Linked DNA regions of Mus musculus: region 2 is linked to region 1. A link is a loop called in an ENCODE intact Hi-C map of the cell type or tissue named here. Cell type or tissue: gastrocnemius. All regions are shown on one strand.

The links. A loop is a pair of places that touch in the nucleus more often than their neighbours do. Peaks named below come from ENCODE experiments on the same cell type or tissue, not always from the same donor. Only the 100,000 strongest peaks of a DNase experiment are listed, where the experiment ranks them.
Region 2: it touches region 1 in a loop (7-fold over the local background); 15 of 42 quality-filtered maps call a loop at or near these places.

Annotation. Positions count from the first base shown.
Region 1 is chr10:61,876,749-61,879,248 of GRCm38, reverse strand. The region is part of intron 18 of Col13a1 (collagen, type XIII, alpha 1); the gene reads left to right. Among named protein-coding and RNA genes, the nearest start is that of Gm40674, 33 kb to the right of the region's middle. In gastrocnemius, no CTCF peak of the experiment used is centred here; a DNase peak (open chromatin) is centred at 1,243.
Region 2 is chr10:62,100,882-62,103,381 of GRCm38, reverse strand. No RefSeq gene overlaps it. Among named protein-coding and RNA genes, the nearest start is that of Fam241b, 8.9 kb to the left of the region's middle. In gastrocnemius, a CTCF peak has its summit at 1,100 (motif pointing right); DNase peaks (open chromatin) are centred at 1,116 and 1,704.

The DNA of each region.
Region 1 (2,500 bases):
AAGAGCCAGTATCTTCCCCAAAGGTGTCTGACTGCCTGGGAGTCACGTCTTGTGCCCTCATATGCTGGACAGAGGGGCTATGACCCTTTGGGATACTTGGAGCACCCACTTGCCCAGCCACAAGGTGGTCCAGAGGAGCTGTGGAGAGCCCTTCCCCTCACCTGAGCCTCTAGTATCCCCACTGGGAAGGCAGAGGCAGACAGGGATCAGAGCCACTCTGGTACGCTTGGATAGGTGAGAGATCCAAGCCACAAAGCAAAGCATGGTACCCAGCCATCAGGCCAAACTGAGCACAGGTCCACCTGCGCCTTTGGAACTGAAAACCTAGAGAGGGCAATAGAAGGGAAGGCCCTAGATCTCACAGAGGCACACCACAGCTTCCATGTGTTGCCTTCCTTCATTCATGGCCACACCAGCCCCTGTTCCAACTTCTGAGATAGTGTCTTGGGTCCTGAAGGGTACCTCACCTCCATCCACAAAGCAGTGCTCTCTGGTCTATCCAGAGGTCAAGGCAGGGCAAGCCCCTAGGCTGGAACTGAGTAGTGAGGCTAATGAGAGTGGAGAGAGCCTTGGTGTGGGGTCAGCCAGGCGCCCCTGCTTCCTACCCAGCAAAAGGCCAGGAGGGCAGCAAGCCCTGAGGCCCTGAGGCCAAGATCAACCGAGGGGGATGGGGGCAGGAGTAGGGGAGATCGGCCATCCTATGGAGGACTCCTCCTAGGCTTCTGTGTTTCACCTAAGGCTAAGACTCCCCAAAGAGAGCCCTTTATCTGGAACTATGGGCCGAGCATCTCCACTCCAGTTCTGGCTCGTCTGCCTCCCGAGAACCATGCAGGGGGCGGGGGGAGGACCAGGGGGTACAGAATAGATCTAGGCTGAGCTCACTCTGCAGCACGGACTCAGAGAGGAAAACAGTCACCCTGACACCTAGCCCGGCTCCACACGGGGGAGATAGAAGGGAGTTCAGAGACCTTGCAGAAAGCTAAGGAACCAACAAAAACCAGAAGGGAAGAGAGACAAACCGAAGCCTCTGAATAGCCAGGACCTCCCAAGGTAACTTCCTTCCAGCATCCCTGCACATACCAGGGGACCCTGTCTAGGGACTTCTAGCTGGGTCAGCATTGTGGAGTCCAGGGGACTGTTATCAGGGGACCTGCTCCTCTAGAGATGCGTGCCACCTAGGACCCTGAGGGGACTTTTTTAACACCACTGTGGCCAAGATGGCGAAGTTCAGAGTAGGTCCTCCTGCGCCCTCTGCTGGCCACAGAGCAGACCTGCCTGTGCTGGCTGGACCCCTCAGACACCCTGAGCCGGCCAGGGTGGAAGAGGATATATTTGGTGTCTGGACATAACGATGAGGCCTTCTGTAGAACTCAAGCACTTGGCTCTAGGAGGGTGAGCGTGCAATGTCTGTCAGAGACAGGTGTGAGTGTGTCTACAGATGCTGAGTGCAAAGTGGCTAAGGCAGGAGGATCACGATCCTGTCTGGGCTACAGAGTGAGCCTGCATGGCTTAGTGAGACCCTGTCTCAGAATTAAAAGTCTAACTCAAGAGTAAAACAATTGCCTAGCATGCATGAAGGCCTGGGTTCCATCACTAGGGGTTCAGGATACAAAGTGGTCTCTGCTGGGTGGGGGATCCAGCACCGGGACATGGGGACAGTAAAGCGGCTCATGGAGGTATAACTATGGCTTTGCACTGAGGAAGAGCAGAGAGCCATGAAGTAGCTGGCATGTTTAAGAACACAGTGGTTTATCTGCACCCAGGACCTAGGATGGAGGCAGACTTCAGAGCCCAGCATCCCTGAGTCTTTTATCTATGGGCAGCAGAGACTGAAGTTGGGAGCCTCATTATCTCGCCAATGTGCTGGGAGACGAGACACGGAGACTCCAGTGGGGAGGGCCAAGCATGGAGGAAGAGGGTGGGAGTCGCTCCAGCCTTTGTCTGGAGAAGGGAGGGCAGAGCGGTCCTCTGAGATAGCAGGGAAGAGTCTGGGCAGACGGAGCATACAGGTCAGGAGGGAGTCGGTGAGTCTGGGCTCTGGATTTACCGTCCACAGCATCATCTTCAGCACAGCTGAGGCAAATGACTGCAGGCTGGCAGGACACAGCTGCATCTCTATACTGGGGTGCCATGTGGGGTTTGATGCATGCGGCAAGGCAACTGGAATCTAGCCTTGACTCACTTTCTCTTTGTCCCTGTTTGTCTCCTGTGACGATGGTATGACTACCTTCCCGGTGCCCCTTCCTCCTGTAGATCTAGGATCATGATGGGAGAAGGAAGACATTGAAAGTTAAGAGGGACAGAGTCGAGAGGCAGAGCCCTGCCCACAAATCCCAGAAAAGCCAGTGTGCTGCTGTGTCTGGCCAGGCAGGATCAGAAAGAAAAATGCACAGCTCACCGCCCAGGGAGCCTGGGAATAACAGGCCCCTGGATAAAAGTAGAGAGAAGCAGCTCATGTCTGGCCCAAGCCACTAGGTGCCATGTTAGCAGACCTGCTGCG
Region 2 (2,500 bases), 220 kb before region 1:
TTTTAGACCAGAAGCTCTGTGGGTTATTGCATCCAAACTACCTTTCCCGTCATTCTAGCCCTGCTGTCTGGTACAGTGCTTTGCATACAGCAAGTGCTCAGTAGGATTACAGGTGGAGGGAACAGCCAGGAGCCTGCTGTATACACGCTCTTGATAGGGCAAGAAGTTGGAAGATCGTCTAGATTAAGGGAGCATCATGATGAATGTGTTGCTGTGGACCAGGCTTCATCCTGGAAAGATGGAGCGTGAGAGCTTAATTTCCAGCAGACCCTGAGAGGTAGACCTGGCTGTGCCAGTGGGAAAACAGGACAAGGATGTTGTCACGCCAGACGGGAAAGCTGGGCTGTGAGCTTAGCTGCCCAGACTAAGGTCTACCATCCCCACCCACCAAACTGGTCTAGCACTAATCTCCCGATAGCCAGCTTCAGGAAGGGCCTGCATCTCTGCATTCTGAGTGGCTGTTCACTGTGGAGACCTTCCTGTGTCAAAGGGTGAAGAGGCCAGTCCCCACAGTGCCTTGTGGGTAGCTCTGGTTCCCAGCTATGCTCCTCTGATATATGTCTAGGAGCCCTGGGATCCTCTCCACATCAGAGGAGGGCAGGCTAGCTGCAGTGGACTGTCTCAGGCTTGATTGCACAGTAGTATTGTTGGGCCTAGCTCCTGCTTCTTGGCCAGTGGAGGTGGTGGGCCCTCTTGCACCAGGTTGCCTTAAATCACGTAGATGCTGAGAGACACATGGCACTGTATTTCTGGGGTGTTCTCCTTCCTCAGATTTGATGGAACTGTCCTCTGCAGGACAGGATAATGCTTGCTGTGTAAGCTGTCAAGAACCCCAATGGGGGAATTTCATACAAATTCCTTATCATGGACATGCATTGTAGCCCAGGGATGCCAATGGTTGGCTGAGGTCACATGGCCAACTGATGATCTGGGCAGGCTGTGTTCTGTGGTTCGTTCTATCACAGGACTCATATGGTCCCCAGGACACCAGAGGGTGATTAGAGATGGATCCTAGTCTCCCACCTGCTTGAAGAGATAGATTTGTCAGAGGCACAGTTGGGAGAGACCACTAGTCACTGCTGCCTTGCTTCCAGAGACCACCAGCAGGTGGTGCTACTTAGCTTCTAGGAAGAAAAGGACCAGCCAACGTGTCTGAGAGTAATTGGAGCCAGAGGCAGGCTTTGCGGGTGAGCTCGCACCCTGTGCTTGAGCACCCAGGGTCAACGGAGGACCTGAGGGACCCAGCTAGGCTTGTTCTGATTCCAAATCCTTCTGAATTTATCATCGATGGAGCAGCACTAGAGAATTACTCATGCTGAGTGAGTGACCTAGAGAGATGGAATACATCCATAAAGACTTTCAATATGGTGGCACCTTGCTACAACTGCTCATCCTTCTGGGCTTTAGGCCAGTTTCTTTATCTGTTTCATCTCAGCTCCTGGCCCATTCCCTCATATAGCTTCAGAGAGATGGCCTAGAGCCTGGCCTGGATCGAGATATTCTCTCTCTCTCTCTCTCTCTCTCTCTCTCTCTCTCTCTCTCTCTCTCCAACCCTCTCCCTCTTTCCTTTTCTCCTCCTCCCACACCTTTCTTTACTCTAGTCTCCAGGGACCCTGCAGGTCTAGCTCCACCCCCATTACCTCATCTGCAATGTGGCAAACCAATACCAATGGGTTTCTAGGATGTGGTTTCCATGGTGACCATGCATCTCCTGCCTCCTGGTGTTCAGCCCTGGGCAGGTTGCCTTGGAGATTCTCACCTCATTGAGAAGTGATTTGTGGCTTTTTTTTTTTTTTTTTCTATATTTCAGCAGCTTCTATTTAGGGACAATGGAGCCCAAATGGTTCTTTCTCAATCATAGTAAACCAGGATGCCTCTCCCAGAGCATTTTCCCAGCCATGATGTCCCAATGTGTTTTGTTAAAACAAGGTTTCCCTGCAAACATCCCCCTCTTATGCTGTCACTGTAGTTTTAGGATCGGAGCTTGTACACTGGCAGCCCTAAGGAGCTAGGCTTAGCCACCCATCCTCCATAGATCGATTACAGAGATAAGTACCAATGGAAGTGGAGAGAAGAGATGCACACAATACGGCCACCCTGAAAGGAAACAGACAAAGAGGTCCTGTGACCCTCAAGTCCACACTTGAAGCAATAACATGTTGTTTCAGTTTAACTAAAGCACTAGAGGTGTGCATAGTGGAGTGACCCTGGCCAGGGCATGTGGTCCGTCCCATCACCCTTGTTTCTGCTCCAAGTCTTTTCTGCAAGGTGGGCAGACAAGCAGTCAGAGTCGTGATCAATTGCTGGTGATGGCCAGGTTCCTCCTCTGGCTACATCACACTTCAGTCTTTTCCTTCTACCGGTGTGAAGTTCCCCGGGGTCAGTGGTTTGAATAATAGTCTACCAGCCAAGGGAGGGACACCATCTCTCTTCCCAGTATCTTTGTTCTGCCAAGGGTTTGTGCAACATCATGCACAAAGCACTTCGGCAGCCCCAGGTG